Regions from separate parts of the Homo sapiens genome. Here region 2 is linked to region 1. The links are chromatin contacts, found by Hi-C or POLR2A ChIA-PET in ENCODE. All regions are on one chromosome and are shown on one strand. Each heading gives the region's core, a stretch centred on a gene start or an enhancer-like site at or near the end of the contact. The rest is flanking DNA. Distances are from core to core; before and after follow the strand shown. Region 1 overlaps TMOD2 (tropomodulin 2). Region 2 overlaps TMOD3 (tropomodulin 3).

The links. Hi-C counts contacts between places; a loop is a spot of excess contacts on that map. ChIA-PET counts read pairs that join two places held with the same protein, here RNA polymerase II (POLR2A). Pooled maps may share reads with other maps.
Region 2: a map of Calu3 shows a loop between it and region 1 (3-fold over the local background). The contact joins two enhancer-like sites. A Hi-C loop is called at or near these places in 18 of 168 maps with a recorded cell type or tissue (A673, Caco-2, Calu3 and 13 more), 1 of 37 single-sample maps with no recorded cell type and 16 of 50 pooled maps. POLR2A ChIA-PET finds 5 or more read pairs at or near these places in 3 of 52 experiments (GM12878, activated CD4-positive, alpha-beta T cell and activated CD8-positive, alpha-beta memory T cell).

The regions. Positions count from the first base shown.
Region 1 is chr15:51,791,845-51,796,198 of GRCh38, forward strand. The region is part of intron 7 of TMOD2 (tropomodulin 2); the gene reads left to right. Among named protein-coding and RNA genes, the nearest start is that of TMOD3, 36 kb to the right of the region's middle. RefSeq lists an enhancer at 2,877-3,046. Within about 2 kb of position 1,872, at least 2 of the 41 ENCODE cell types and tissues checked have a DNase peak (open chromatin) inside an H3K27ac peak, as active enhancers do.
Region 2 is chr15:51,905,073-51,909,133 of GRCh38, forward strand. TMOD3 (tropomodulin 3) reads left to right here. Exons shown (of 10, transcript NM_014547.5): 10 at 3,704-4,061. The coding sequence ends at 3,738. It also overlaps the pseudogene RNU6-90P. Among named protein-coding and RNA genes, the nearest start is that of LEO1, 65 kb to the right of the region's middle. RefSeq lists an enhancer at 3,286-3,455. Within about 2 kb of position 2,524, at least 6 of the 41 ENCODE cell types and tissues checked have a DNase peak (open chromatin) inside an H3K27ac peak, as active enhancers do.

The sequences.
Region 1 (4,354 bases), core at 622-3,121:
AAAAATAAACTCAAGATGGATCAGAGACTTAAATGTAAGACCTAGGACCACAAAAATCCTAGAAGAAAACCTGGGCAATACCATTCAGGACATAGGCATGGGCAAAGACTTCATATCTAAAACACCAAAAGCAATGGCAACGCAACAAAAGCCAAAATTGACAAGTGGGATCTAATTAAACTGAAGAGGTTCTGCACAGCAAAAGAAATTATCATCAGAGTGAACAGGCAACCTACAGAATGGGAGAAAAAAATTTGCAATCTATCCATCTGACAAAGGGCTAATATCCAGAATTGACAAGGAACTTAAACAAATTTACAAGAAAAAAGCAAACAATCCCATCAAAAAATGGGCAAAGGATATGAATAGACACTTCTCAAAAGAAGACATTTATGCAGCCAACAGACATATGAAAAAATGCTCATCATCACTGGTCATCAGAGAAATGCAAATCAAAACCACAATGAGATACCATCTCATGCCGGTTAGAATGGCAATCATTAAAAAGTCAGGAAACAACAGATGCTGGAGAGGTTGTGGAAAAATAGGAATGCTTTTACACTGTTGGTGGGAGTATAAATTAGTTCAACCATTGTGGAAGACAGTGTGGCAATTCCTGAAGGATCTAGAACTAGAAATACCATTTGACCTAGCAATCTTAATAACTGGACATATACCCAAAGGATTATAAATCATTCTACTATAAAGACACATGCACACATATGTTTATCGCGGCACTATTCACAATAGTAAAGACTTGGAACCAAGCCAAATGCCCATCAATGATAGACTGGATAAAGAAAATGTAGCACATATACACCATGGAATACTATGCAGCCATAAAAAAGGATTAGTTCATATCCTTTGCAGGGACATGAATGAAGCTGGAAACTATCATTCTCAGCAAACCATCACAAGATCAGAAAACCAAACACCGCATGTTCTCACTCATAAGTGGGAGTTGAACAATGAGAACACATGGACACAGGGAGGGGAATATCACACACCGGGGCCTGTGGAGGGTGGGGTGCTAGGGGAGGGATAACATTAGGAGAAATACCTAATGTAGGTGACAGGTTGATGGGTGCAGCAAACCACCATGGCACGTGTATACCTATGTAACACAACTGCGCATTCTGCACATGTAACCCAGAACTTAAAGTATAAAAAATAAAAAGAAATAAAACATGAGCCACAAATGGAAGCCCCATGTATAAATTTAAATTATTTAGTAGCCACATTAAAAAAAATACATAGTAGACAAAATTAATTTTAGTAGTAAATAGATGCTCCTTGACTTACAATGGGGTTATGTCCAGATAAAACTACTGTAAATTGAAAATCTTTATCTGAACATAGCCTCATCATAAGTCAAGGAGCATACTGAATAAGTATCACTTTCACATCATGGTAAATTCCAAAAATGGAAAGTGGAACCATCGTAAGTCAGGGACTCTCTGTATTGTATTTAAACCAATATATCCAAAATGTAATTTGAAAATATAATGAGGTATTTTGCATTCTTTTTTTCATACTACATCTTTGAAATCCAGTGTGTTTTATGTTTGCAGCACATTTCAAATCAGACTAACCAGTTTTCAAGGGCTCAGTAGCCACATTTCTCATGGCTACCATTTGGCCAGTGCAGAAATTTGCATTTCCATACAATCCTATAAAGTACAGACAGCAAACCCTTCTCTTTAAAGATGTATTTCTACTCTACTTCAATTACATTTAAAACATCTAGTCTTTGTTTTACTAATGTTATTATTCCCAGCACATGTAATATGCTCAAATATTTGCTGAACTGAAGTGAACCTGGGCCTACAGCCCAGTATTGTGTTTGGCTGGCTCGCCCCTGTTTTGTTCAGCACAAGAAAGTGTTTTCTCAAGTTTAAAAGAAATTGGCAAGATCCTGGCAACTCGCCAGGAGGTCCTGCAACTTTCTGTAAAGGCCTAATTGCTCTGACATTTTGTTATTCTAATAATGATAGTAAATCCCAAAGCTTGTAGAGTCCAAAAGGAAAGTCCTGATGCATCCCTCTCTGATGATCAGATTAAAATGTATAGATTTAATTTTAATCAAGGACCTAGCACAGAATAAATGCACTTTAATTTACATGGTATGCGATAGTGTAAATCCAAATTGTTGAGCTTTCTTTGCAGTGCAAGCAACTGCCTGACCAAGATACAGGATTATTCTTCTAGTCCAGTGGTTCTCAACCTAGGGCAATTTTGCCCTCCAGGGGACAATAGGCAGCATCTGGAGATATTTCTGGTTGTCATGATGGGGAGGAGTGCTATTGACATCTAGTGAGTCTCAGAGGCCAGAGATACTACTAAATATCCTTCAATACACAGGACAGCCTCCCACAACAAAGAATTCTTTGGCCCCAAGTGTCAGTCATGCTGAGGTTAAATAACCCTGTTCTCATCCAATATTGGGACTTCTCGTCTTCCTTCTTCCTGTCTTTTCCACTGTAAAAACAATTAAAATAGTTCAGAACTTTTTTGTTCTACTCCCCAGAAGCAATCACTATTAGCAGTTTGTTTTTCATTCTTCTGGTTGTTGTCTTTATGACTTTAATTAAAGTGGTTACTGGCTCATGCCTGTAATCCCAGCACTTTGGGAGGCCGAGGCAGGAGGATCACTTAAAGCCAGGAGTTCGAGACCAGCCTGGGCAACATAGAGAGACCTGTTTCTACACCAAAAAAGAAAAAAGTGGTTGTCAATCCTAACTGCACATTATTCACCTGGAGAGCTCTTCAGAAATGCAGATGGCCATTCCACAGCCTCAGAGATTCCGATTTAATTCATCTGGGGTAAATTTTTTAAAGCTCCCAGACCATTCTAATGTGTGGTCAATGTAGAAAACCAGTAATATACAGAAATTTATATTTTTCATTTATCATCTTAGAAAATTTTTTATTCTCTATTATAAAAGATGAGGGTAGTTCTATACTTAATTTTCCATTCCTCCTTTCTCTTCCACTTCCAAATTGTAGATATTCCATTATTTTCACACATTTGAGCTTTATACATTTTCTGTAATTATATTCTGTGTTTGTATATAGATTGATTCCAAAAATTAACCTATTAGCAGCATTTACAATTATATGACTTATATAAATATAAATCTCCATTCTCATGGGCCTTACAATGTAGTGACTAGTGCTGACCTGATTTTTGATCCTTTGCAGGTAACTTGTTTTTCCTTGCTAGAAATTTTTAGTACTCTCTTTCCTCTTGGAATTCTGAAATTTCACTTGTCTGTTCACTTAAGAGTCATTTTGGTCCGGGTGCGGTGGCTCACACCTGTAATCCCAGCACTTTGGGAGGCCAGGGCTAGTGGATCACCTGAGGTCAGGAGTTCGAGACCAGCCTGGCCAACATGGTGAAACCCCGTCTCTACTACAAGTATATAAAAAAAATTAGCCAGGCGTGGTGGCCCATGCCTGTAGTCCCAGCAACTTGGGAGGCTGGGGCAGGAGAATTGCTTGAACCAGGAGATGGAGGTTACAGTGAGCCGACACAGTGCCACTGCACTCCAGCCTGGGCAACATGTCAAGTGAGACTTTGTCTCAAAAAAAAAAAAAAAAGTTTTTTTTATTCATTCTGCTGAGTGTCTAGTTATTTCCTTCAGATAAAGATCCGTAACTTTCTTCATCTCTGGGAAATTTATTTTTTCTCCTTAATTATTTGATAACTTCTTCTCTTCTGCTTGCTTGCTTGCTTTCTTTCTTTCTTTCTTTCTTTCTTTCTTTCTTTCTTTCTTTCTTTCTTTCTTTCTTTCTCCTTCTGGAACTCTTCTTAGATGAATGTTGAATCTCTGCATCTTTCATCCACATCTCTTAAGGTTTTCTCATAATTTCTATCTTCATCTTTTTGCTGTATATCCTTGGAAATATCCTCAGTGTTATCTTCTAGATCACCAACTTGGTCTTCAGCCATGCTTATTTTGTAATTCTAGATGTCTATTATTTTCTTTTATTTCAATGTAGTTTTTTTAAATGTTCAAAATGTTTTTCTTTTCTCTGTCTCTCTCCGCCGCCCCCCACCCCCCACCCGACTTTTTCTCTCTTTCTTTCTTTTTCTTTTTCTTGTGGGGCAGGGAGGAAAATAATACATAATCAGAATTTTTAAATTTGTGTCTGTTTCTTCTATGGCATATTGACCTGCTTGGTCAACTTTATTCTTTCATGATGTTGGTTTTCTTAAAATGTCTGGCAATTATTGGTTCCCTGTTTATAATGGAGAGCAAGGTTGGTTTGTATAATCCAGGATCATTTCTCCTGCAGTTGTATCTATCTGTTTTACCAACAGACCTCTCCCTTAAAAAGGAGGCCCCTTTAT
Region 2 (4,061 bases), core at 1,274-3,773, 110 kb after region 1:
AGAGCAAGCAAGTTATTTATATGCTGATGGCAGCCTGTGGATTTTAAGAACTGACTCATATCATGATGCTGGCTCCTGAATAAACTTTCAATGAGTACTTGTTGTTTAAAGCTAACATTTAAAAAGTGGTATCAGCAGATTGAGGCCGGGTGCAGTGGCTCACGCCTGTAATCCAAGCACTTTGAGAGACCAAGGTGGGTGGATCACCTGAGGTCAGGAGTTTGAGACCAGCCTGGCCAACATGGTGAAACTAAAAATACAAAAATTAGCCAGGTGTGGTGGCAGGTACCTGTAATCCTAGCTACTCGGGAGGGTGAGGCATGAGAATTGGTTGAACCCAGAAGGCGGAGGTTGCAGTGAGCCGAGATTGCACCACTGTACTCCAGCCTGGGCTACAGAGTGAGACTTTGTCTAAAAAAAAAAAAAGTGATATAAATAAATTTAAGAGGGAGTGTTGGTAGAATACACTGAAATTACATGGTTAAAGAACTTTGATTTATTTGGATTTTATGCAGAAGGCATTAGAGAGCCATTAGAGGCCACCGAATACATGATTAAGATACTTCAAAAACAAAAACTGCTCTTATTGCTCTATTAGAGTTAGAAAATGAAGTTAGTTAGGACATTCGCAATTAACTAATGGTGGCGTATTGACAACTTATATCAGTGGAGTGTGTTTTGGTAACAAGGTGAAACCCCGTCTCTACTAAAAATACAAAAAATTAGCTGGGCGCGGTGGCGGGCGCCTGTAGTCCCAGCTACTCGGGAGGCTGAGGCAGGAGAATGGCGTGAACCCGGGAAGCGGAGCTTGCAGTGAGCCGAGATTGCGCCACTGCAGTCCGCAGTCCGGCCTGGGCAACAGAGCGAGACTCCGTCTCAAAAAAAAAAAAAAAAAAAAAAAAAAAAAAGAAATTGGACCAGATCCAAAGAATTGTTAATAGGGCAAAATTTATAAGCCTGCCATCTAGAGGATGAGCTGAGGAATTGCTGGAAGGTAACAAGTGAGCACCAGGTGAGAAAGAGGGGTCAGAAATGGCCCGTTGCCCCATTGTCCTCTGTTGTGCACACAGCGGCAGCAACCTCTCATTCTTCTGCTCAGCTTAACTTTTTTTCAGCTGTATACTCTGACCTCTGCCTAATAGATAAAGATTGAAAAGCCTGAAGACCATGTTTTCTGACATATTGGTCTCAGCAGCCTGATATGTACTAACTCAAAAGAGATAATCAAAGAACAAGACTTGAAACTTGTACAGAATCTCCTGGGCATATAGTTCTTTTTCACCTTGTAGATGGGGCTTTATCAGATCTTTGAGTTCTGATTTTGATAACATCGTTCCCTCTCTCATTGTTTTCTTAGTCTCAGCTATTCATTGAAATAATTCTACCTGCTCTCCATCTCTCCAGCTAAGAAGTGTCACAGCTGTAACAGCAAAGAGGTTCTATGGTATACATGCAATATTCTATTTACCTTTGAGTCTCACATTACTATCTTTACACTAGTTAACTGCATATTCCATTTTCTAGACCTTTTTTGTTTGCTGCACTCTGTCCTGTAGATCTTTTCTATAACATGCATTATAGCATCTGAAGTGGTATGCCAGTAACATCCAAACCCTGCTGCAATTCAAAATTTTCGTTGAAATGTTCTACCCTAAAGAATTATCTGGGCTGGGCGCAGTGGCTCACGCCTGTAATCCCAGCACTTTGGGAGGCTGAGGCAGGCGGATCACCTGAGGTCAGGAGTTCGAGACCAGCCTCAACATGGAGAAACCCCGTCTCTACTTTAAAAAGTACAAAATTAGCCAGGTGTGGTGTTGCATGCCTGTAATCCCAGCTACTCGGGAGGCTGAGGCAGGAGAATTGCTTGAACCTGGGTGGTAGAGGTTGCGGTGAGCCGAGATCGCGCCATTGCACTCCAGCCTGGGCAACAAGAGCGAAACTCCGTCTCAAAAAAAAAAAAAAAAAGAATTATCTGAAGTTTGCCTTTCAGACATTTCTATATTTTTCAGAGATCTATATACATGATTTGATATTTGAGGGCTCAAGTCTCCATTTAATTTTTTTTCTTAATACTTCAGTGAACACATGAAACTTGTCTTTGTTAGCATGGATTAAAATTAGAGTCGGTTGCTTGCTTTGACAGCACATACACTAAAATTGGAATGATACAGAGAAGATGAGCATGGCCCCTTGCAAGGATGACACAGACATTCATGAAGCAATCCCTATTTTTATTGAGTTCTGGCAAAAAATAAATAAAATAAACTTAAGAGTCAGGCGAACTTAATTAGATAGTTATAAAAATGTTCGTGGGAACCTGATACTTTAGTCCTTCTGGTTTTATTTTCAAGCAAGCACCCAGCCTATGGCTGAACAAGATTTTATATACGTCATCTGAACGTATGGTCTTATCTATTAAAGGCCGACAAACAGAAGTCAGCAGTCAGAAGAGCACAAGAGCAGAGTGTCTATGGCCTGGCCAGGACACCAGGTGTACCTGTTGGCTTCTAGTTCCTCTGTCAAACAGCCAATTTAGGCCAAAGTACACACTACAGAAGTGACAGAGCCATGATTCACTCTATTTGTCATCAACTCTGGAACCTGTGGTTTTTGTCCTCTCTAGGAGCCGGCCACAATGCTGATAGCCCTGAATTGGTGGCCCTCAGTGAATGCTCTCTAGTGGCTGATAGGTGAGAGCGCAGGTAGCAAGATCTGAAGTTGAAGACCTTGTTCTGCTACTAGAGAACACCCCTGAGTAGTTTGACATCACCAGTCCAGGAAGAGGCTGGTAGTCTCAGATACATACATGTACCGTTCTTTGCTGTAAAAGCTGAGCTAGTTGACTGGCCACTTAGGCAGCCAAAGTTTATGGTAGCCGGAAGTGACCACACCATATTACCAGGGTCTGAGATTTTCATTACTTTGCATTTGTTGTTTTATCAGACCCTGAACTGGTTTATATTACAGGAGACAAAAGAAGGAAAATTCAGAAAGCAGTAGCAAATCACTTACCTATAAAAATGACAAAAATGTTTTTGGTATATTCTTTTACAGCCTAAGGAAATACATTGTAGTGTCTAATCAGGAGAGCATGCAAATAGTTACTTTTAATATGTTCTAACCCCAGCTGCCTGAATGTCACTTCAAAATTTAACACACTAATTTATTAGCTGTTTTTTAAAACCTGAGTATGTACTTTTTCAGTAAACAAATGACTTGGGCTGGACGCAGTGGCTCACACCTGTAATCCCAGCACTTTGGGATGCTGAGGCGGGCAGATCACTTGAGCTCAGGAGTCCAAGACCAGCCTAGGCAAGATAGTGAGACCTAATGTCTGTTTTATTAATAAATTACAAAGTTAAAAATAAACAAAAACAAATGACTTGTAGATGATTGCTGACCATTCTGTTTTAGATTTCTAGTGCTGCTGCTGTGTAAGCACAGCTATGAGTCATTGAGCTTAGGGCATGTAATTCTTTTGTTGAAGCCCCTTGGTTCTCAACAAGTAAATGACAGTGGTGAATGATGGGAAGTAGGTTGTTTTTTTTTTTTTTTTAATTAGTGGTCATGTGAACTGGAAATGGACATTTCAATTTTGTAAAACTTATAACTGGATTATGCAGAAACTTGCTTGTTATAAGCAAGTTACCATTGTAAAAACTAATAGGGATTTCTAACATAGTTTCTTTTATTTTTCTCATAGTGCGTAAGAGACGAGTTGAAGGAGATCACCAGTAAGTCTGCAAAGGTGTAATCTTTGGAAGACTTCAGAAGATCACCAAGGGCTCATGTTGGTGACATCATGTAAAATTTTCCTGGGTAGAAGGGAAAAGACTGGAAAAATTTTTTTAGTGACATGCATTTTTTTTTTAGTTGTTATCAAATTGTAAAATCAGTAATGTGATATTTTATATTCTGAAACATTTCTACTTTCTGCTAAAATCAATTTTAATTTAGTTTAATTGAATGATTTATGATGAATCTTGGGCAAAAAAATACAACTGTAAAAAATTTCACAGGTCATTTGTGTAGAATAATTTGAACATTGTGAGGACCAATCT